Linked DNA regions of Homo sapiens: region 2 is linked to region 1. Evidence: chromatin loops called from intact Hi-C (ENCODE). Cell type or tissue: stomach. All regions are shown on one strand. Each heading gives the region's core, and the rest is flanking DNA. Links, peaks and the distances in the headings are about the cores only. Region 1 overlaps KIF21B (kinesin family member 21B). Region 2 overlaps IGFN1 (immunoglobulin like and fibronectin type III domain containing 1).

Region 1 (8,000 bases), core at 1-8,000:
GCCTGGGGCCCGCGAGTCCAGGTCCCAGGGTCTCCAAGGCCCTGCGTGGGCTATGGAAACCACCCTACCCGAGTCTACCCTCTCCCTTTCCTCCTGACCCCACCTGGATGAGCTCCTGCTGGTCTAGGTCCCACTTCTTGATGCCGTTATCTCGGGAGCCACTGAACAGGATGTCTCCCTGGATGGCGAGACACTCGATGCCATCGTAGTGCGGGGGCTCGAAGTTGTGAGTGGGGCCGATGGTGCCCGTCACACACTCGCCCAGCTCGAACATCTGTGGGAGGAGGGGCCAGTAGGGAGAGGCCAAGTGGGAGGATGGAAGGCAGGGCCTACAGCACTGTGGACCCAGAGGCCTGAAGACCCAGGAGTCTGGCTAGGGTGACAGCCACTGCCCTCTGGGGAGAGGAGCTTCCCAGCAGGCGAGGGTTCCTGGAGGTGGGGCTGCTCCTTCTAAGGGACTGGGAACACGGAAGGTTCAGATCTTGACCCTTCCTGTGGATACTGGGGCAGGGGTGGGAGGAGACCAACTCAAGTAATGCAGGGGTGAATCAGCTCATCACGCCGAGACCCCACAGCTCAACAGGCAGCTGCTAAGGAGAAGGGTGGGTTTAGGGTGTGAGCCTCCCTCTAGAATTCTTTTGATTTTTACTAAATATTCACCATAATCCCACCACCCCTGAAAACCCTACTTCTTTCCAGTTTCTTTTTTGTTGGAGACTGAGTCTCACTCTGTTGCCCAGGCTGGAGTGCCGTGGTGCAAACTCGGCTCACTGCAACCTCTGCCTCCCGGGTTCAAGCGATTCTCCTCCCTCAACCTCCCAAGTAGCTGGGACTACAGGCGCCCGACACCATGCCTGGTTAATGTTTTGTATTTTTAGTAGAGACAGAGTTTCACCATGTTGGCCAGGCTGGTCTCAAACTCCTGACCTCAAGTGATCCTCCCACCTCAGCCTCCCAAAGTGCTAGGATTACAGATGTCAGCCACCACGCCTGGCCTGCTTCCTTTCAGTTTCTGACTGTGTATGGACAGTTTTCAATGGCATAATCAGAGAGCAAACAAATTAGTGTTTGTATACTTCATGTTTGGTTTGCTATTTATCATTTTAATAGCTGCAATGCATCCCATTTAGTGGATTTTCCATAATTTGATTGTTATTCTACCCTTCAACATTTAAGTTATTATGAATTTTTCACCAGTTACAAAATAATGCTGCAATCTATAACTTTCTGCACATAAATTCTTGCCTTCTTTGGGGTGATTTCTTCAGCAGACATCCCCAGAAGTCTTATAATTTTTCATGGGTACTCCCAGGGCAACAGAGGGCAAAGATTGGGGAGAGTGGAAGACCAGCCCCGACCCAGGCCTCATAGCTGAGGTACCTTAACGTAGTGGTCCTTGGAGCCAGTCACCACGAGGTCATGCTGGCTGGCCGTCTGGGTGACCGTCAGGCACATCACAGGGCCGATGTGGCCAGTCAGCTTGCCGACAGGCTGGAACCTGCAGTGGGAAGAGGCCCAGCCAGGGGTAGGTGAATTAGAGGGGACCCTGGGTTGGGGTGGGGTGTCTGCCCCAAAACAAATAGGCCTGGTCAGGGTACTCACCCTCCCCTCTCGCTCAAGGCAAGATCAAGAATCTAGACATGAGCTACCCTGCATCCCAGCAGTCTCACTGGAGAGGGCACAGGCCCAGCAGCATGGGGGGAATAAAGGTGTTGCTGAGGTCCTACCCACCCTGGGGTGGGTCCCCCTGAACCAAGACCTGGGGACCTTGCCTGGGAATGCCAAACCCTCCTCCCTCCCCAGGTATCACGCTGACCTGCTAAGCTCCCAGATGCGGACGGCATTGCCCGAGGCGGCGTACAGCATGGTGCCCGAAGGGCTGAGGGCGATCTGGTTGATCTGATGCTCGCCCTGAGCACTGGTGATGGCACGGGTGGATGTGGCGGCACAGGCATCCCCTGAGATCACCTGGCCCGAGGACCTGCCCATCGGAGAAAGGCAAGGCCAGAGGTCAAAACAATCCATGTGCACAGTGCAGGAAACCAATAAAACGTCACTAAGACCAGCCCAAATAACCTACTTCTTCCAGGAAGTCTTCCTTGACTGACAGAGAAGAGCAATAGCTTCTCCCATAAGTGAGACCCAGGGGAGAGCTCCACTCTAGTCCCCTATGAGTCAACTCCCCATGTGGCCTGCCCATGTGCCTGGTCACTGGCTTGGAAAGATGGTAAGGCTCAGTCATGAGAGTGGGTGTGAACATGGATCTTCCGGAAATCAACCTCTCTGAGTCTCGGTTTCCTCATCTGTTAAAAGAGGTGATTATATCCATTCTGTTTACTATTTTTTTTTTTTTTTCTGAATGGAGTTTCGCTCTTGTTGCCCAGGCTGGAGCGCAATGGCATGATCTCGGCTCACTGCAACCTCTGCCTCCCGGGTTCAAGCGATTCTCCTGCCTCACCCTCCCGAGTAGCTGGGATTATAGGCATGCGCCACCATCCCAAGCTGATTTTGTATTTTTAGTAGAGACGGGGTTTCTTCATATTGGTCGGGCTGGTCTCGAACTCCCGACCTCAGGTGATTTGCCTGCCTCAGCCTCCCAAAGTGCTGGGATTACAGGCGTGAGCCACTGCACCCAGCCTGTTTACATTTATTTATGTTTGTTTGTTTGTTTGAGATGGAGTTTCACTCTTGTTGCCCAGGCTGGAGTGCAATGGTGTGATCTCGGCTCACTGCAATCTCTGCCTCCCAGGTTCAAGCAATTCTCCTGCCTCAGCCTCCTGAGTAGCTGGGATTACAGGCATGCGCCACCATGCCTGGCTAATTTTGTATTTTTAGTAGAGACGGGGTTTCATCATGTTGGTTAGGCTGGTCTTGAACTACCGACCTCAGGTGATCTGCCCGCCTCGGCCTCACAAAGTGCTGCGATTACAGGTGTGAGCCACTGCGCCCAGCCTTGTTTACTTTTTTTTTTTAAGACTTTATTTTTTTTTTTAAGGCCAGTTTTAGGCTCACAAGAAAACTAAGCACAAGATAGAGATTTCTCACATGCCCCTGCTCCCACACAGGCACAGTCTCCCCCATTATCAACACCCCCCACCAGAAAGCTGCCTGTGTTTCGATTATGAACCCATGTTGACATATTGTTATTGCCCAAGTCCATAGTTTATGTTAGAGTTCACTCTTGGTGTTGCACATTCTAAGGGTTTGAACAAATGTATAATGGCATGCATCTACCATTACAGCATCATACAGAATAATTTTACTGCCCTAAAAACCCTCTGTTTACTTTATTCATTATTATTATTTTTTGAAACAGGGTCTTGCTCTGTCACCCAGATTGGAGTGCAGTGGCACAAACATGGCTCACTACAGTCTCGACCTCCTGGGCTCAAGCAACCCTCCCACCTCAGCCTCCTGAGTAGCTGGGACTACAGGCATGCACCACCATGCTCAGCTAACTAAAAATTTTTTTTTTGTAGAGACAGGGTCTCCCTGTGTTGCCCAGGCTGGTCTTGAACTCCTGGTCTCAAGTGATCCTCCTGCTTCAGCCTCCAAAATACCTAGGATTATAGGCATGAGCCACTGTGCCCAGCCTGTTTACTTCTTAAGGATCAAATTAATAGACTGTAGCTTACAGTGTTAATGTAAGGATGTAGCATGACTTCTGCTAAAAAAAACCACTTTATTTTGCAAGGCTCTTGGTCTCAGTTCTGCCTCCCCTGCCCTATGCCTGTGTGTCTGAGACTGTCGGGGCAGGGCTCAGGGCCATGACTGGGTGGTCGCCTACACAGGCAGTGGCCAGCATGGCTTTGGAGGCTCACCCTGTTTCCTAGCTCCTCTTTCAGACTCATAGGATGATATCTAACACACCTCAAGGGGCAGGGCTTGGGGGACTGGGCTGTGGGTGGAGGCCAGGCAGGCCAAAAATTCCTCTAGTGGTGCTGCCCCAGACACTGTCTCCCAAACCAAGAGATCTCACCTTGTACCCCAGGGTCAAGCCAAGTTCATAGGCTGGTAATGGTCTCTGTGCCCATGTAGCCGGGCTGTGCTGTGCTGAGTGGGTCACTTGGGCTGGGAGCATCTGTACCCAACACAGCCTGCTGCAGCCGACCACTGTGAGGCAGGCGGGGGTTACTCACGTGAGAGTCCGAATGCACTTGGCTGAGTCCCGGATGTCCCACACCTTGATGTAGGAGGTGGACACGGAGAACACAAGCCCCGAGTGGCTGCAGTACTTGATGGAGACCACGTTGTTGGGGTGGCCCTTTAGAGCTGCGATCTCCTGTCCCGTAACCAAGTTCCACATCTTGCAGCTTCGGTCTGTGAGAGATGGGAGGAAGCCACAGGGAGGGGAGGGATGTCAGCCACTAGGGGGCGCAGCTCCACCTCTGCAGGGGCTGCCCAGGATAGGGGAAAGGGATCCACAGGGCTCCAGAGGACGGAGCTCCAGGTCTGAAGAGGAAAAAAACACATACACATGTGCTCACTGGCATGTGTGTGCTAGTAAAAAACTCAGGGAAGAGAGAATTCCCTCAGAACTTCAGACCAGGGTTCCTCAAGCAAACTTTCCACTAACACCAGAGTTTTGTGAGCCATACTGCTAAGGTGTCCAGGGCTAAAATAAAATTCTTAAGCTTTTATGGTGCCTGTTCCTCCAAACACTAATTGCTGACAAAGCAAATGAACCAGTGCAAGCAAATGTTATGGGAAAACTTGGAATCAATCAATCACACCTAGATTGACAGCTATCCCCCTACTGCCGTGGAGAGCTATATTTATGCTTGTGTTATAGTATGCGTGTCTATTACAGACTAGTTCTTTCTGTCGGTAAAATGAATGAATGAAAGAGTAAATAAAGAATTTTGTATTTGCTTATTGAGATAGGGTCTTGCTCTGTTGCCCAGGCTGGAGTGTAATTGCACAAACACAGCTCACTGCAGCCTTGACCTCCCGGACTCAAACGATCCTCCCACCTCAGCCTCCTGAGTAGCTGGGGCTACAGGCACATGTCATTGTGACTAATTTTTTATTTTTTGTAGAGACAGGATCTCACTATTTGCCCACGCAGGTAGTCTCAAACTCCTGGGCTTAAGCAATTCTCTTGCCTCATGCTTCCAAAGTGCTGCAATTACAGGTATGAGCCACTGTGCCCAGCCTATCTGCTGGTAAAATGTTTGACTTTGTTGCTGTAATCAGGTGAGCGTGACTTTGTAAAGTGCTGCTGCTGAGATCATAGGGAGTGCCTAGATGTATGAGCTGGGGTGATGTTGGGCAGTGCAAGTACAGGTGGGGCACCCAAGAAGCTTCCTGAAGTTTCCCTGGAAGGTCTGGAAGGAAGTGCTGGATGGAGCCACCAGGTCAGGTATGAGGGAAGGCTTGGCCAAGGATGCATGGGATGGGGGCCTTGAGCCAAGGTAAGAAACAAGGGTAGTAAGCAAATAGACCCCATATCCTCAACTCCTGGGGGCTCTATGTTCTTTTCTCCTTCACAGACCACTCTGACAAAGGAAGCAGGGGTGAGTAGGAGACCCCAACCCTACCTGGCTAGTTGGCGTTCCACATACCTTTGGACCCTGTGAATAGCAACTCATCTGTGGCATCCAGGCAGAGGATGGGCTTGGTGTGGCCTTCGGCCATGGAGACACACTGCAGTGGGGCCGTCCGTGCACCCTTGGCTCCTCCAACCGGGGAGATGATGCCCCTTCCCGGGAGAGAGGGAGAGAAGGCATGCTCGTCAGCCAGGGAGACTGTGGCCAGGCTGATCAAGGCACGTGTGTGGGATGGGGACAGGGCAGGGAGGGGATGAGGACCAAATAACAGAGACTTTAAGGACTCCAGCCAAATTCCACCAAGGTCTGAGAGCCGGGAACGGGCTACACAGAGTGGAGATAGCCTGTCTTAATCAGCAATCATCAGTTGCCATCCTGAGCACTTCTGGGGAAGCAAACCCGGTGTTAGGCACAGCTAGAAGGTGCAGGAGGTGTGGGCTCTGTCCACAGAGAGTTCCTATCTGACAATGTCTGACCCAGATCCTGAGATGTGAATGCGCCCGGGTCCAGCTGGGCAGGGCAGAGGCCCAGGGGCTGGAACTGGGCCCTGTAGCTTCCACCAGAAGCTGCATGCTGCTTCAGTTAACCGAGTGTGAGGGAGGGGTGCTGAGAGGGAGGGTTGCTCAGGCCATCACCCCCATGCACCCTGATCCCAGTAAACCCTTCTGCTGGTAACTGCCTCTGAGGCTAGCATCTTCCAAGCAGAGAGCCATGTGTACACATACACACTCCTTTTGGACCAGCGGGGTCAAACTTGTGACTGGCATTTACGAAGGGCTAAATCCCTTTGGGGCTGGCTTGGCTTTGGGTAGGAGGTTTGGGGCTCTCTGGAATGGGGCTGTATGGACCTGGAACAACACCTCCTCGCTCCCATGATGCTAGGGGAGCGAGAAGGAGGCTGGCCCAAGTGAGCGTGAGGGTTTTGCCACATCCAGCTTCCTGAGGTTCTGAAGATGATTTTTTTCTCAGTGAGGGTCTTTTGGGATGAGACCCTGGCTGAGTCATGTCTGAAAATATATCCTAGCTTTGTTTCTTTTCCCAAGAGAAAGCTGCTCCTGACAGTGACTCTGGCCAAGGGTCTACTGAAATGATCAAGGTTTTGCCTGTGGCGCTTCTGGCACAGCTCCCCCCAGACTCTGCCAGGCCCACCCTTGAGGATGGTGGTCGGATACGTCCAGCTGCCAGCCAGGTGCCACACATGCACAAATAGCTCCCCAAGCTGCTCCAGCACCCTGCTTCTGACAATGGTTTGGCTTCACTGCATGGCCACAGAACTATGTCAAAGGGATCATGCTCCCCCCGATGACAGCCTGGCCAGCTGGCTAACATCTTGTGGTGGCAAAGCCTCATGATTCACAGTAAACCAGTTGTCGACACTCAGGGCTGGAGGCTCGAGGAGCTGAGACAGCCCACCAGGAGAGCCGAGGAAGCTCTCAGCCCACGAGGGGCCCTTGGCTTGTCAGGGGCTCGGGACCCCAGGTCCTGAGTCTTGCTCCTCGTTGTGCGGTGTCATGCTCGGCTGGCTGGGAGAACCAGCCTCCAGCCATCCCACAGGCTGCGGGAAGGGGAGGTACCCACACATCTGTGTGCTAACAGGTGTGGGCAAGGGGCGCTGCCCCCATGGTGCCCCTCCCCCCATGGTGCCCCTCCCAGAGCCAACGTCTGAAAAGCTCACCCCCAGCACAAGCTGAGGGAATCAAAGGACCCAGAGCACACCACCGGCACCCCCAAAAGGAGCAGCCTTCAGCATTTCCCCTGCCTTCCAGTCGTGGAGAACTCAGCCCCAGCCCAGCATCCCCTAGGCCTCCATGCTGCGCCCCTCCCTGCCCAGGTGAGGAGGGAGAAGAGAACAGGGCCTGCGACAAGCAACTGTGCACCCTCCCCAAGCCCCCAGCTCTAGCTGGCGCAGTCCAAGGCCTTGTGGCCACCCTGAGAGAGAGGAACCATGGGGGCAGGAACAGGTCTGGAGAGGGGGGCAGCAGGAAGGGGAGTGGAGGGGCCGCATGCTGAGGACACGGGTGTCAGGCGGGAGGGATGCAGCAAGAGACAGAGAAGAGAGGGTGCCGAGAGTGAGAGTGGGGAACCAAACACGAGAGACATTCTGTGTGTACCTCAGGACCTCCGACAAAGAGGAGTCGCTGTCATCAGACCTGGGGAGGGCAGAAAATTAGCTGGATTAGGGGGTGAGAGGAGACACACACAGAGGGACGCAGAGGCGGCAGCAGTGTGTGGGGTGGTCAGAGGGCAGGTTATTCTCTTCCAGCGGAGCAGAGACAGGCAGAGGAATGAGGGCCTCGGGAGAGCAGGGGAGGAGGTGGGTGGGCTGGTCTGGGAGCTGGGACTCTCCCCCAGGAGTGGGCTGCCAGGGTCTCTCGGCTGGCAAGGGAGGAGCGAGGAGGGGGCCACGGGGAGATGTGGGAGCACCAGCCCCACACATGGGGAGACGTTTCC
Region 2 (15,910 bases), core at 7,911-15,910, 230 kb after region 1:
CCACTAGAGAATTCAAAAGCACTGTGCACAGGCAGGAGGTACTACAAATAATCCTGACCCAAAAGTAGGAGCGAGAAGGGGCTTCTTGCTCCTGGGGTGAGTGGGTGGATGCCCATTCTGTTGAAGGGCCACCCAGGAGGAAGAAGGTGGAAGGCCCCATCTCCTTCCCTCCTGCATTCTCCAGGAAAGCTCCGGAAGTCCCACATCCCTGGAGTGAGCATCTGGCAGCTGGTGGAGGAGATCCCTGAAGGCTGCAGCACGCCGGACTTTGAGCAGAAGCCCGTCACCTCGGCTCTGCCAGAGGGTGAGCCCAGAGGGGAGCTGCGGAGGGGAGGCAAGATTCTTGCTCTCCTACCTCCCAGGGGAGAGGGCTGGGGCACCAACCTTCCTGGGGACCCAGGCCCTATATCCATCACTAGGCCATAGCCCATCTCCCTCCTATCCTTGAGGGGGTATGTGCTTACCTGGAACCCTAGAAGTGACAAGAGGCCTGGGGAAAAGAGTGGATAAAGAGAGTGAAGAGACACCATGCTATTCTGGTGTGAGAAATATCTGGGGGGCAGGGATGGAAAAATGCTAAACTGGGGAGCAGGGAGAGGTTGTGGTGTTTCCTGGTCCCTGTCTCCTCACCTCAAAGCCACTGCTGCAGAGAGGCACTGTTAAAACAGTTAATTTGACTCTTCCCAATCCTCGCCTCCAGGCAGCAGCACCTGCTGTGGCTCACAGGCTGGGCTCAGGAAGGCCCTTCTAGAAGGCCACATAAGAAGGTGTCCAAGAAAGTGGTGGGAACAAAGGCTTATTGGGGAAAAAGTGGGAATTGGTGTTCTTTCCCCAACACACACCCTGCAATAAATTTTAGTTCATAGCATCCTGGTAATAAGAAAAAGAATGGTATTTTATTTTTCTAAATCTGGAACAAGGTAATGAGAAATTGGGAAGGGCCCTTGGGCCTTTGGTCTATATTGCTGTCTACTGAGATGTTCCTGGTGGGAGGCTGAGGGATTCCTTGAGGGCGGGCAGTTCCCAGGCCTCCATGACAGGCATGGAGCATGGGGTCTTTTCTGAGGCTGAAGCCTGTGTCTCAGCACCGGATCCTTCGGGCACCAAATAGTCACTCCTTCTCCTAGTTGTGATTCCTCCTCCCCCTAGAGAGTAGGAAGGGAAGCCAGAAAATCTCTTCTTTTTTTTTTTTCTTTTTTTGAGATGGAGTCTCGCTCTGTTGCCCAGGCTGGAGTGCAGTGGCGCAATCTCTGATCACTACAACATCTGCCTCTGGGGTTCAAGTGATTCTCCTGCCTCAGCCTCCCAAGTAGCTGGGATTACAGGCACATGCCACCAAGCCTGGCTACTTTTTGTATTTTTAATAGAGATGGGGTTTCACCATGTTGGCCAGGCTGGTCTCGAACTCCTGATCTCAGGTGATACGACTGCCTTGGCCTCCCAAAGTGCTGGGATTACATGCGTGAGCCCCTGCGCCTGCCCGGAACTCACAAAATCTCATTCCCTTCCTAGTCTTGGCAGAGCCTTCAGACTCCTTGCTCACCCACTCTCAAAGAAAAGCCCCTGTCCCCTAAAGCCCTGCTGGCCTCCCCTTTCACCAGGGCCAGTCCACCTGTCTCTTTCCCTCAAGCAGCCCAAGCTTCTGCAATATAGAAAGAGGAAGCACTGCCTTCTGGGTGCCTGGAATCTGCTGCTTTCCACCTGCGTATTCTGAGTCCTGAGTCAAGGGGACCAAGGCCTGGCATCCTTTTTGGAAGGGGCAGTTGAAATACCTAGATGAGGAAGACGATATAAATTAAAATTTAAATAAAGTATACAGTCACCCTCTCCCAACTTGTCAGTCTCCCTACTCGTCTCTTCCTGCTGCAGGGAAAAATGCTGTCTTTCGGGCTGTGGTCTGTGGGGAGCCCAGGCCCGAGGTGCGTTGGCAGAACTCCAAAGGTGACCTCAGTGATTCCAGCAAGTACAAGATCTCCTCCAGCCCTGGCAGCAAGGAGCACGTGCTGCAGGTAAGAACCGTAGCTCTTCCCCTGACCAGGGTCTACTCGTCTTTTCCCATCCCCTTGAAGGTCTCTTTGGCAGCCTCCAATCCCTAGAGGAGTAAGACATACTCCTCGTTGAGGTTGAATCCATTCAACTCCATCTCGTGACTCAAAGTTGCCTGAGCCAAGAATGGATCTGGCAGGCTTGCAGATACCTCTGCTGATAACCTGGGAGGTGGTGTAGACTGGAGCTTAAGAGCTCAAGCTCTGAAGTCAGACTGCTGGAGTTACAATCCCAGGCCCACCACCTTGGCTTTAGAAAGTCATTTTACTCTTTTTACCTCTGTCTCCTCATTTGTAAAAATGGGATAATAATAGTACCTACTTTAAGGAGTTGTTATGAGTTGTTGTTGAGATGGATCTCACTCTGTCGCCCAGGCTGGAGTGCAATGGCGTGATCTTGGTTCTCTGCAACCTCCACCTCCCAGGTTCAAGCGATTCTCCTGCTTCAGCCTCCCAAGTAGCTGAGATTACAGGCATGCGCCATCACGCCCGACTAATTTTTGTATTTTTAGTAGAGTTGGGGTTTCACCATGTTGGCCAGGCTAGTCTTGAACTCCTGACCAACAATGATCCATCCGCCTCGGCATCCCAAAGTGCTGGGATTACAGACATGAGCCACTGCGCCTGGCCAGGAGTTGTTATGAGGATGAAAGTTTTATGTAAAGTGTCTAGCTAGTGCCTGGCCTATAGTGAGTACTCAATCAATCTTGGCTAATCTGAGCAATATTATAAATACTAACCATGGGATACCTACTATGTGCCAGGCCCTACTATGTCCCAGGGGCTAAATATTTGACATAGATTATATATTTAATTCTAATTATTCACCACTTTTTTGAGGTATTATATTCCCATCTTACAAATGAAGAAACTGAAGTTGAGAGAAGTTAGGTAACTTGCCCAAGGTCCCACAGCTAGTAATACAGGACAGAGACTGTTTTCAGGCCCAGATCCATCTGACCCCAAAAAGCACACTCTTTCTACTTCGCTACATTGCCTCTGATGGCAAAGAATTGATACATCCACCCTCTGTCCCAAACCAGGTTTCTGTTTTGGGGTCTGTCTTTCCTGATAAAGACTGTGAGCTCCATGAGGACAAGGACCATGTCTTACTCACTTTATACCCCCAACACATAGCCGTGTCTAGTAAATGGAGGAAGGGGATGTGGTAGCCCTGTTCCTCTGCCCTTGGCCTCTCTGCAGATCAACAAGCTGACAGGCGAGGACACGGATCTGTACCGCTGCACAGCAGTAAATGCGTACGGAGAGGCCGCTTGCTCAGTGAGACTCACTGTCATCGAAGGTGGGCTTTTCCCTGAGTTTGTCTCATCAGTGCACAGGGCAGAGACCCACAGAGGAATCAGATGCCCCGTGGCTAGTGAGGGAGGGGAGGGGAGGGAAGGGAGGCCCATCCAGGCTGCTGCCGCTGCTGCAGCCCCACCTTGTGCTGGGCCCCGGGCTTCATCCACATGCACACTGAGTCTGCATGTGTTTAAAAAGGCACACCTTGGCAGATACTCTGAAGGATATTCTCTTGGCCCAGTAAATGAGCAGGACCTGAAAGCTGGCTTCTAGTCCTAGAGCTTCTGCTAACTCATTCAATGGGCTTCGTTTTCCTCTCTGGGTCTCAGTTTCTCCACCATGCAAAGGATATTTTGGACAGGCCTATGCCAGAGTTGACAAACAGGTCACACAAAGGCCAAATTCTCTCTCAGACATGTTTTTTTTGGTGTGCGTGGTGTTTGAAATTTTAAAAATTGTCAACCTGTAGTAATTAAAAGGTAGATATCTCTTGAGGAAGCAGGTCTAGTCTCGCCATTGGTTATGCTTACAATTGATCTGCCTGCAACTAACAGAAAATCCTACTAAGAGCAGCCTAAGAAATAACGATATTTCATTCCTTCACATAAGAAGTTTTGCGAGTGGCGTCCAGGGCTCATACCACAGCTCAGGGCTGCCATCGGAGAGCTGATTCCTTCGTTCCCACTGCTCTGCCATCCTTAGCAGATTGGCTTATCACCTCATGGCCATAAGAGGGCTGTGGCAGATTCAAACATAATCCATGTTCAAGGTAGGAAGGTGGAAGAGGTGGCCCAGGTCCATCTGCCTCTCTTATTTTTATTTTTATATTTTTGAGATGGACTGGAGTCTTGCTCCATCGCGTAGGCTGGAGTACAGTGGCACAATCTCACCTCACTGCAACATCTGCCTCCCGGGTTCAAGCAATTCTCCTGCCTCAGCCTCCTGAGTAGCTGGGATTACACGCGTTTACCACCATGCCTGGCTAATTTTTGTATTTTTAGTTGAGACAGGGTTTCACCACGTTGGCCAGGCTGGTCTCGAACTCCTGACCTCAGGTGATCCACCTGCCTCGGCCTCCCAAAGTGCTGGGATTACAGGCATGAGCCACTGTGCTTGGCCTTTTATTTTCTATTTTTTGAGACCTGTTGCCCAGGCTGGAGTGCAGTGGTGTGATTATGGCTCACTGCAGCCTTGACCTCCCAGGCCCAAGTGATCCTCCCACCTCAGCCTCCCAAGTAGCTGGGACTACATGCATGTGTCATCACACCCAGCTAATTTTTTTATTTTTTTTGTAGAGGCGGGGTCTCCCTGTGTTGCCCAGGCTGGTCTGGAACTCCTGGGCTCAAGCTATCCTCCCCCCTCGGCCTCCCAAAATGCTGGGATTACAGGCATGAACCATCACGACCAGTCCATCCACCCTTTTTATAGAGGAAGCAAAGGCTTTCTCAGAAATTCCTGGAGCTCATTGGTCAGGACAGTGTCACATGAGCACTGCTAGTTGCAAGGGAAGCTGGGGAAGGTGAGTGTTTAGCTTTTTCAGCCTCTCTAGTGGAAGCAGATGATGAAGAATACAAATGGCTGCAGGATTAGCCAAACAGCAATGTCTGACCTATTTGGCAATATTGGGCCTATACCCTGAAATGGCAGCTCCCAGGTGGAGTGAAAGAGCAGCTGCCCCTTTAGATACTCTTGAGTTTGTTGTGGTTGCCAGTGTCTGCTTCACGCATTTATGCCACCTCCCTGGCCCCTGCGGACACATGACTGGGCCTCCCCTGCATGAGATGATGCTTAGGTTGGTCCCCTTGGTCATGGTAAGGCTCTAGGGTAAAAAGGCTTATGATGGACAGACCCTCCACCCTGCTCCATCCCTCTTGCTGGGATCGTCCACGCCTTAGAGGACAGTGGGGAGAGCAGGGCTCTGGGACTCCATCAGTTTCTCAGGAAGACCATCAACATGTCTTGCTTCTCTCCCTGCTTGTCCACATCGACTCCTTCCTCTCCTCCCTGGATGTTGCAGTTGGCTTTCGGAAGAATCGGAAGAGGCACAGGGAACCGCAGGAAGGTAGGCAGATTTGTCAGAAACCTCCTTGGGGGCCTGTGGGGGATAGGCTACTCCTTTCCTGGTGTTCCCTGCCTGGTTGAGCTACCATGAACACCTTGTGGATCACCACCAGTCTTCAAGAGAGCCCCTTCCAAAGGCTCAGTTGTCAGCATGGACAACACAGAAAAGCTCTGCATCAACCCTCAGTCATCCCACCTGGGACTGAGGCCTCATTCCTGCTCCTTTTTCAGACCTCAGGAAGGAGCTGATGGACTTCCGGAAGTTGCTGAAAAAGAGGTGGGTTTGGGCCTGTCCATGAGGGATTTTGGAGGCTCCCATAGTATTCACCCCCTGCTATTTCCATAAGTAAGCTGGGCTTGAGCCCCACCTCTACCCAACACAGCAGGGAGCTAGACTGCCAGTAGCAGATGGGAGGATGGGAAGGGGACTGAACTGGATGGGAATGGGACAGAGCTCCAGCTCTGCCATTTCAAAGCTCTATATCCTTGAGTTAATCATCTCTCCTCTGATTTCCTCATTTGCAAAATGTGGTGGTCCACCAGAACAATGATGTACTTTTTTTTTTTAAGCAACAGAACAATGCAACACCCACTTTCCCCAGACATCCTACTTAGAAATCTACAATACAAGTTGTCAGGAGCATTTCTCCTGAAAGTTGTGGGGTGAGGCTGAGGCTCGCCCCACCCATCTCTGAATCCTTCTGGCCTCAACAGTGGTCAGTCCCAGAGATTCCAGGCTCTGCGTTTCCTCGAGTGCAGATAGAGCAGCTTCCCAGAACTACTTGGGACACCAGAGCCAGGTGGCCAACAGAGGAGCAGGGATTCCTCTGGCCTCTGACCTGCTAGCCTTGCTCCCCAGGGCCCCACCAGCCCCCAAGAAAAAGATGGACCTTGAGCAGATATGGCAGCTGCTGATGACAGCAGACAGGAAGGACTACGAGAAGATCTGCTTGAAGTATGGCATCGTCGACTACCGTGGCATGTTGCGCAGGCTGCAGGAGATGAAGAAGGAACAGGAGGACAAGATGGCACAGGTGCCTCACCCCATTCCCACCCCTCACTCCATGCCCACCCCACACACCTGGACCATAGGTGCCTCACACCTGGAGGTGGGCTTGGAGGCAGAACTTAGGAAACCAAGTATGATCAAGGGGCCTGTCTCCATCTAGTCCCCAGTGGGGTATCTGGCTAAGGCCCTGGGATCCCAGGTTGGTGTCCTGCCTTTGCAACCTGGTTCTGATACTTACTAAACTCTGGAGCTTTGGAAGGGTTAGGGCCTCTGTATCTTGGTGTCTTCATCTGTAAAATGGGAATTATAGTCATGCCTACCTTGTAGGGTTATTGGGAGGATAAATGAGAGAATGTAATTAAAGTACTTAGCTTAGTGCCTTGATTTTTGCTATCATTATCATTGTCACCAGATTGCGGGGGGGAGGTACCTGGTTTATTTCTTTCTTTTTTTTTTTTTTTTTAAGATGGAGTCTTGCTCTTTCGCCCAGGCTGGAGTGCTGTGGCCGGATCTTGGCTCACTGCAAGCTCCGCCTCCCAGGTTCACGCCATTCTCCTGCCTCAGCCTCCTGAGTAGCTGGGACTACAGGTGCCTGCCACCACACCCAGCTAACTTTTTGTATTTTTAGTAGAGACGGGGTTTCACCGTGTTAGCCAGGATGATCTCGATCTCCTGACCTCGTGATCCGCCTGCCTCGGCCTCCCAAAGTGCTGGGATTACAGGCGTGAGCCACCGCACCTGGCTACCTGGTTTACTTCTAAAGGCTTTCATGGAAGGGAATTTCACAGTTCCCATTAGCACTCTGATCCCAGAATCTTATCAGCTGTACAGGAATTTCTTTCCTGTGTCTAACTTAACTATAGCATAAGTCTAATTTTTCTTCTGAAAATGGAAAACAACTAGTTTTTATTATCCTGAAAATAGTATCTTATCCCCTTGAAAGATAAGCTTCCTTAAACCTAACACCTAGGGTCTCAGCCTTCTCTCCTCCAAGCTTTCTCATTGGCTTTAACACGGGACCTAGCACAGAGCTTTGCACACGGTAGGTGTTCAACTAATGTTCGTTAGAAGTACAGATAGATGGAAAAGCCCCACTGTGTTCTAGCAACTGAACACCTGGGGTCTTTTCTTGGTTGTCTTCCTGATCTGATCTCTCATCTTGGAGAATTTCCTTCCTTGAGGGGCTTACTTTCCCCCACTTGTAAAAGGGGCCAATGCATGCTCATCTGGAACGCTGTGGGCCTGGGATGGTACCAGAGCCTATGAGGGTTCAGAGTACCCCGAAGAGAGAGCTTCATGAGCTCTCCTGCTGGGTGTTTGTCTGCTTTGTAGTACATCAACACCATCTCCAGCTTAAGACACATCAGGGTCACCAAGGATGGGAATGCAAAGTTTGACTTGGAGCTGGATCTCAAGGATTCTCAGAGCAAGATTTACCTGTATAAGGTGAGGCTGGAGGGGCTATGGGTGGGGGGGATCTGGCAGGGATGCTTCAGGTCTAGTGGAGAGGGAACTATGGGTACCCTGCATTCCTCCAAGGGAACAACCAGAGCACACAAGTGGTGAGCCCCTCATCCCATGGAGTTCCTGGCTGGACCTGGACCAAACCCTGGTGTAGACCATCCATCCACAGGGACTTCTTATCTCACACTGAGCAACTGGGCTCTCCAGCTGGGCCTGTGATTCTCTGTAAATTGTGTCTAACACCAGAGCACGGGGGTGAAAAGAGGGTTCTGAGAAAGTGCACCCCTTTCCATCTGAGCTTTCTCTCCAGAGACTTCATACATCCCTACCTGGGCTCTAGGAGTAATTATCTGCCAACCAGATGGGGGCAGAGGCAGGTGGGGAGCAGTTGGTAAAATTTGGCTAGTTCTGTAGCCAAACTCATCCAGCTTCATCACTTATAAGCTGTATGACCTCAGACAAGATACTTATCTTCCCCATGCCTCGGCTTCCTCACTTGTGAACTGGGGATAATATAGGACCTGTCTCATGGTGTACTGCAGCGCTAAATGACATCATGTGTGACTTGCCCCTCCCCTCACCTCTCTGCTTATTCCTGCTTCTCTTCCCCTTGTCCCTCAGTTCCTGGCCCACTGGCCTTGTCCCTGTTCCTTTGCCCAGGTGTTCCCTCTGCTTGGCATGCTCATCCCCGATATCGACAGGGCTAATTCCTTCATGGCAGAGAGACTTCCCTTGGCCACTCCGTGTGATTCCACTATGTCCCTCCAGCCCCACCCTGGCACTCAGGAGCCCTGGACCCATATCTACCTTTTTGTTCCCTAGTTTTCTCTCTTTCTTTCCCTTTCTTTCTTTTTCTTTCTTTCTTCCTCCCTCCCTCCCTCCCTCCCTCCCTCCCTCCCTCCCTTCCTTCCTTCCTTCCTTCCTTCCTTTCTTCTCATTCTGTTGCTCAGCCTGGAGTGCAGTGGTGCAATCTCGGCTCACTGCAACCTCTCCCTCCCAGGTTCAAGTGATTCTCCTGCCTCAGCCTCCCGAGTAGCTGGGATTACAGGTGTTTGCCACCACACCCAGCTAATTTTTTGTATTTTCAGTACAGACAGGGTTTCACCATGTTGGCCAGCTGGTCTTGAACTCTTGGCCTCAAGTGATTCACCCGCCTCAGGCTCCCAAAGTGCTGGGATTACATGCATGAGCCATCACACCCGGCCAGTTCTATTTTTTTCTAACATAAATTATTTACTTATTTATGACATCTATTATTTATATTTTTCCCCCATAGGATTTTAGCTAGTGAGAGCAGGAATCTTTGTTTTATGCATTGATGTGTCCTAAGTACCTGAAACAGTGCCTGGCACACAGTGGGCCCCTAATAAGTATTAGCTATTGTTAATATTCAGCAAGTAGCAAACCTATCTAGGGCTTAGTTAAAGCAGGTATGCATATAGATTACTGGGTTTCATAGAGCCTTATGGATATCTGATGTTATTCTCTGCAAGTTCCTGTTGGTGAATAAGTTGAGCTGGGGCCTCTGGGCCATGGGTGTTGTGTCCGGCCTCCCCTGCTATCCTCGCAGGGCTGCTGGAGAGTAACTCTACTCACAGCCTGAGCTGGAATGTCAGCAACTTCAGGTGCCCCTTTGTATAACACTTGCAGACTTTTCACTCCATGGACATTCCTAGAGCATGGATTCCCATCCAGCTCACAATCCCTGTTCCCATGTTCTCCAGGCCCTGCTGTCCACCCCATCCCAGCTCCTCTATGGTTCCAGGAATCTGTTGTCTGGCGACTGGGCCCGTGGGAGAAAACTGCTGGTTATAGCCAGAATGGGACTGGGGCAGGAAGCACTGAGGACCCACTGAGGCCCGCCTCCTCTTCCTTTTCTGGCCTTAGGATGGTGAGATGATCCCCTATGGCTTCAACAACCAAACCAAGCACTGTCTGCGCCGGCTGGGGAAGCGCTATGAGTTCCAGATTCAAGACCTGAGGCCTGAGGACTCTGGCATTTACCAGGTCAAGGTGGAGGATGCTGTGGTCTTCTCCACAGAACTGGAGGCCAGTGGTGAGTGGTCTACACTGCCGAAGTTGGAGTTGGGGAGATATGTTAGAAATGGAGTCCATGTTGGTGCAACGTGTGTGTTGGGGGGTAAATGTGATGTGGCCCCAGCTGCAAAAGACAATTGGGAGAGGGACACATACCTAGATGGCCAAATTTTGATGCTTTCTGTTTTCCAAAGCCTTGGTGCGAGTTATCTCTCCTGGTGCTGAGCTGGGTTCTACTGAATTACTGTCACAGACATAGAACATATGTGTCATGCCTCTGCTTAGACCTTCTCTAGCCATCAATTATTTTCAGATCAGATCCAGACTAATTGCACAGCCTCTAGAACTCCTTTCTGTTGCATGTCCTCATCTCCCACAACACCCTAGCAAGAATCTCTGGGTTAGGCATCCTCACGCTCCATACAGACCTTTCCTTTTCTGCTTCCTGTATTCCTTCCCCATCTAGGAACTGACACTCCTCCTTCATCAAACTCTGTCCCATCCCCATGAGTACCTGTGTCCACATCACTCTCAGAGCACCTGCCAGCTCAAGGGGGTTCTTGAAAGGACAACGAGAGGCCTGGGGAAGGGAGCTTTGGACAGACATGTCGTAAGAACATGGCTGAATCAAAGTTGGGGGAGAAAAAAGGGGGTTATGTGCCCCAGCACGGGGGAGGTGCCCAGATGGGGCTTTGGAAAGCCTGAAAACAGTGCAGTTTGGGAAAAGAAGTATGGGTTTGGGAGTCAGCCAGACCTGGGTGTGAATCTTGGTTTCTCTTAACTGCGTAAGACTGGGGCAAGTTATTTAACTTTTTAAGCCTTAGTTTTCTCACCTGTAAAAAGAAATTAATAATACTTATCTTGGAGATGGTCACAAGGATGAATAAGATAAACTACCGGCTCTTAGCATAGTGGTTTCCTTCATGCATCCACCTTGTCCCTAAATATAACTTTTGGGTTTGGAAGTATAGAATCCCAGAGCTGAAAATAAGCCTCATTGCTCATAACTGTAGCCCCTCATTTTACTTGGGGGGAATTGACACCTGAGGTCCAGAGGTGACCTGTCCAAGGTAACATGGGGAGTTTGTGGCTGAGCTGGTCTAAGCCAGGATTTCTGAATGGCCAGCCTTGCTGCCTTAGGTCACACTGTGTCATACCATCAAGCTGATATCCCCATTCCTATTTCCCCGGCAGCCATCCCCCCAAGAGTGGTGGTCCCACTGGCGGAGACCCACTGTGAGGAGCAGGGTGACGCAGTCTTTGAATGTACCCTCTCCAGCCCCTGCCCTAGTGCAGCCTGGCATTTCCGGCACCGGCTACTCCACCCCAGTGACAAATATGAAGTGTATGTGTCCCCTGACGGGCTGACCCACCGGCTGGTGGTGAGGGGGGCACGTTTCTCAGACATGGGCCCCTATTCGCTGGGCACCGGGCTCTACACTTCCAGCGCCTGGCTGGTGGTTGAAGGTGAGTGCTTCAAAACTCTGTCTTTCTCTGCCTCCAGGGAAGACCTTGGGGCTGCGGAGGCATGAGGAAGGCGAGGCAGTGGGATTTCCTTTGGTCAGAGAGAATAAGGAAAGCTCCTTAGATTATTCTCCACCCACTGCAGTGCAGACCTTCATGGCCAACCCAACCCTTCTCAGCTGTGCCTGCTCTACTGGGTCTCTTGGAATTACTTTGGGGCACAGATGGCTCTAGGGTCCTAGGCAGCCTTGGGACAGTGGCCCAGGTTCAGTCTGGATGAGAAGCCCCTGCACCAGACCAGAGAGCACTCTCAAACTTCCCTGGGGATAGAAATTTGCGTTCCAGATGTTCCCAGGAAAGTGTAAATTGGACATAAGTAAGGCAGGTGGTTGAGCAAGTCGATATTTTAAAAACCATGCACCTGCTGCGGCAGTTTGATAAACAAATGACTTTTGGCTTATGCGTTTTCTCCAAAACCCTCATGAAGCCTATAGCAGGGTGGCCTGCGGGTATAGGACTAGGGAGGTGGTGATGGGATTCACCCATCCATCCCTGGAACACCCTGGCTTCCTTCCCAGGTGGTCACCTTGCTTCTCTCCTGGGGAAGTCCAGGTCAGGCAAGCAGCTGGGCTCAGGCAGGTGCTTTGGCCGGATTTAACAGGAGTTTTGGTATTTTCTCTTGTCTCTCCATGTGGGCACTGACCTTCCATATGAATAACCCCTCACTGAAGCTGGGAAGGATAAAGACCTTCAGTCCACAAGTGCTGACCACAAACTGCAGAGGCAAGGAGCCCAGGCATCAGGAGCAGAAGAGTCTGGGAGCATCGAGAGCCAGGGAGAGAAATCCAGAGAGCAGGGCCCCAGGGGGGGCTCCCTTGAAGGGGCTGGGCCGGCTTCTGGGCTCCAGCACATAGCCAGCCCAGACAGGGATGGCCTTGGCAGACATGGCTACTCCTTGATGGGGGACAAAGGGACAGCTGACTCAGCCTGGGGCCCTGGACAGGAGGGCGAGGGCTTTCCAGTAGCAGAGGGAAGCAGAGCCACTCTTCCCAGGGAAAATCAATCCCACAGAGAGGGAGGCTGGGCCAGAAGCCTTGCAGAGAGGCCCCATCTACAGGGAGAGAGCTCAGAATCAGGGTTGGGCCTCCCAGAAAAACAACAGCAAGATCGTGGCAGAGACAGCAACAGTGATGAATGCTGGAGGAAAGCAGGAGGCTGGGAGGCTGGGTCCAGTCGGCTTCAGGCTGGAGGACTGGGGAGCAGCAGGGAAGGAAAGGAGCACAGAGGGGACAGTGGAAGACAACTGGACAGGCATGCCCCAGAGCAACTGTGGGATGCTCGACTGGGACCTGGGAGAGGAAAGAGCGACCTGCAGGGATGCCAGTCTGATCCTGTAGGGTCCTGGCCAAGAGGAAAGCAGATAGAGATTTCACAGGATGACAGCCTGGCTGAGATGGACAGAGGGGATGCTCCAAGTAGGGAAAGGGGGAGAGGAATAGTAGTGTGGGGTGGTGGGACTGGCCTGGGAGAAGCTGGAGACAGCAATGGGGCAGGAGGTCCTGGCACCCTGGAGCTTACTGGAGGAAGAGGTTCTGGCTCCAAGGTGGGCATGGCCCCTGAATCCTGGGGTTCTCAGGGAGGTAGAGATGCTGACTATGGGGAAGCCAGGGGCTACTGGGGGTCAGGAGAGTTGCTAGAACAGATACCTGGAGGCAAGGACTTCCAGGAACCATCAATATCAGGTGGTAGAAAATTCCTTCTGGGAGATGGGAGTCCTGAGATCAAAGCTGAAGACTCACTGCAGGAGGCAGATGGTATATGCCGGGGGGAGTCTGTAGTTACAGGAAGTGCCTACAAAACTGGCCCTGGAGGCCCAGGAGACCCCAGAGGCTGCGAAGGTGTCCTACAGGAGCTCAGGGGAAGGGATGGCCAGGAAACAGCTTGGGCCTCGGGTGAGGTAGAGTATGACCCCAGAAGCTTCCAGTCTTCCCAGGGCTGGACAGCAGGTCACAGAGCAGCAGGGGGTATTGGCAGAATAGAATCTAAGGGCACAAGTCCTTGGGATGACACACCATCTAGCCTCAGAAAAACTGGGGCCCACCATGGGCCTGGAGTGCTGGGGCCCAGTGGAGGACAAGAGGGTATGGGTGGTATCTGGGTGGCTGGACTGACGGAGTCTGGTCAGGGGGTGGATGCCAGAAGCCACTGGCTAAGTAGGGCTCCAGGCCTGGGTGCTCAGGGATCTGGGGGGACACTAGGAGATAAGAAAGGATTAAGAGGTCCTGGGTCAATAGGGTCTGAACCAGATTTCTGGAATGGGTCAGGGAGCTCCAGAGTAAAAGGACCCAGAGGTGAGACAGGCTATAAGGATGGCTTGGAAGGTCCCGGGAGAATGGAATCTAGGTACGAGGGTGGCTTAGGATATTCTAGGGAAATAAGCTCTAAAAGCGGGGCTGGTTATAGCTATGGCTCAGGGGTTCCAGGAGAAATGGGGTCCGGCCATGGTGCTGGTTGTAGAGTTTCCCCTAGGGCACCTGCGGGAGTGGAGTCTGAGGAAGGGGGTGGGTACAGGCATGGCTCCGGAGCGCCTGGGGGAGTGTGGTCTGGAAATGAAGATTCTGGCCCTGCAGGAGGAGGGTCTGGGAGAGTTGCCAGTCTTAAAAATGGCTCAGGTGGTCCTGATGGAGCACCCATGAATGACACCAGGAATTGGGCCTCTGCATGCCAGGCAGGCATGGACCCTAGGGGAGGGCACCATTCAGATGGTGGCCTAGGGAGTCCTGGGGTGACAGGGTCTGCGGGTAGAGGTGGTCTCAAGGCCCCTGGAGTAGTGGAGACTGTTGGGATGGGATGTGTGGAAGCAGAACCAGAGAGCTCTGGAAGAATAAGGCCTTGGGGTCAGACTGGAAATTATGGGGGCTTCAGAGCCTCAGAGGCCCTGGGGGCCTTTGGAGAAGGAGGCTATGAAGATGGCTCTGGGGGTCCAGGAGCCATGGGACCAGGGTCTCTGAGGGCAGGAAGCAAAGTGGGTGAGGGGGATGGGACAAGATGCCCTGGTGCTAAGGCCTCTGGAGCTGGAGCTGGTTATAGGGATGATACCAGGCACCCTGAGTCACTCGCACCTCACAATGGGGCCGCTTCTGGGAGCCAGTGGGCTTATGGGGCTGGCAATGTGCTGGGTTATGAGGATGGATCAGAACTTCCAGGGCCTCAGGGAACTGGGGTCAGAACAGCCTATGGAGAAAGGTCAAGGGGCCTTGGGCCTAGGAGTACAGGGCCAGGGGGTGAGGCAGGCTTTAGAGATGGTTCAGGAGGCCTCCAAGGAATGGGATCAGCAGATGGGCCAGGTTGTAGGAAGGGTATTGGGAGTTCTGGGGAAATGGGGTCAGTGGATAAGGAAGGTTATAAGAAAGATTTGGGGGCTCCTGAGAATATGGGTTCGGGGAGCAAGGCAGATTATAGGGATGGTGTAGGGGGTTCTGGGGCAATGGGGTCAATGGATGAAGCAGGTTATAGGAAAGATTTAGGGGCTCCTGAGGGAATAAGTTCAGGGAGCAAGGCAGATTATAGGGGTGGTTTACAGGATTCCAGGGAAGCGGGTTCAGGGAGCAAGGCAGATTATAGCGGTGGTTTAAAGGGTTCCAGGGAAATCGGGTCAATGGATGAAACAGATAATAGGAAAGATTTGGGGGTTCCTGAGGGAATGGGTGCAGGTTACAGGGCTGGTTTAAGGGGTCCTGGGGAGATGGGGTCACTGGATGAGTCAGGTCATAGGAATGGGATTGGAGGTTATGGGGAAATGGGGTCAGGTTATAGGGAGGATTTGGGGGCTCCTGAGGGAATGGGCACAGGGAGCAAGGCAGGTTATAGGGATGGCTTAAGGGGTTCTGGAGAAATGAGGTCAATGGATGAGGCAGGTTATAGGAAAAATTTGGGAGCTCCTGAGAGAATGGATTCAGGGAGCAAGGCAGGTTACAGGGGTGGTTTAAGGGGTTCTGGGGAAATGGGGTTAATTGAGGCAGGCTATAGGAAAGATTTGGGGGTTTCTGAGGGAGGGGGTTCAGGGAGCAAAGCAGGTTATAGGGGTGGCTTAGGTTCTGGGGAAATGGGGTCTGTGGATAAGGCAGGCTATAGGAAGGATTTGGGGGCTTCTGAGGCAATAGGTTCAGGGAGTAAGGCAGGTTTTACGGATGGTTTAGGAGGTTCTGAAGAAATGGGGTCAGTGAATAAGGCAGGTTATAGGAAGGATTTGGGGGCTCCTAAGGGAATGGGTTCAGGGAGTAAGGCAAGTTTTAGGGATGGTTTAGGAGGTTCTGGAGAAATGGGGTCAGTGAATGAAGCAGGTTATAGGAAGGACTTGGGGGTTCCTGAGGGAATAGGTTCAGGAAGTAAGGCAGGTTTTAGGGATGGTTTAGGGGGTTCTGAAGAAATGGGGTCAGTGAATAAGGCAGGTTATAGGAAGGATTTGGGGGCTCCTAAGGGAATAGGTTCAGGGAGCAAGGCAGGTTTTAGGGATGGTTTAGGGAGT

The links. Peaks named below come from ENCODE experiments on the same cell type or tissue, not always from the same donor. Only the 100,000 strongest peaks of a DNase experiment are listed, where the experiment ranks them.
Region 2: a loop joins it to region 1, with 2.4 times the contacts of the local background. A loop is called at or near these places in 3 of 110 quality-filtered maps.

What each region holds. Positions count from the first base shown.
Region 1 is chr1:200,975,396-200,983,395 of GRCh38, forward strand. It overlaps KIF21B (kinesin family member 21B), which reads right to left. Exons shown (of 35, transcript NM_001252102.2): 28 at 7,661-7,699; 29 at 5,565-5,701; 30 at 4,140-4,320; 31 at 1,817-1,981; 32 at 1,381-1,498; 33 at 104-274. Among named protein-coding and RNA genes, the nearest start is that of KIF21B, 44 kb to the right of the region's middle. RefSeq lists enhancers at 1,269-2,468, 4,293-4,442. In stomach, for the core only: a CTCF peak has its summit at 4,342 (motif pointing right); a DNase peak (open chromatin) is centred at 5,206; H3K27ac peaks cover 681 bases.
Region 2 is chr1:201,193,970-201,209,879 of GRCh38, forward strand. IGFN1 (immunoglobulin like and fibronectin type III domain containing 1) reads left to right here. Exons shown (of 24, transcript NM_001164586.2): 3 at 185-304; 4 at 1,870-2,009; 5 at 3,249-3,348; 6 at 5,365-5,409; 7 at 5,640-5,685; 8 at 6,268-6,442; 9 at 7,750-7,863; 10 at 9,769-9,937; 11 at 11,113-11,385; 12 at 12,114-15,910. Among named protein-coding and RNA genes, the nearest start is that of IGFN1, 11 kb to the left of the region's middle. In stomach, for the core only: no CTCF peak of the experiment used is centred there; no DNase peak of the experiment used is centred there.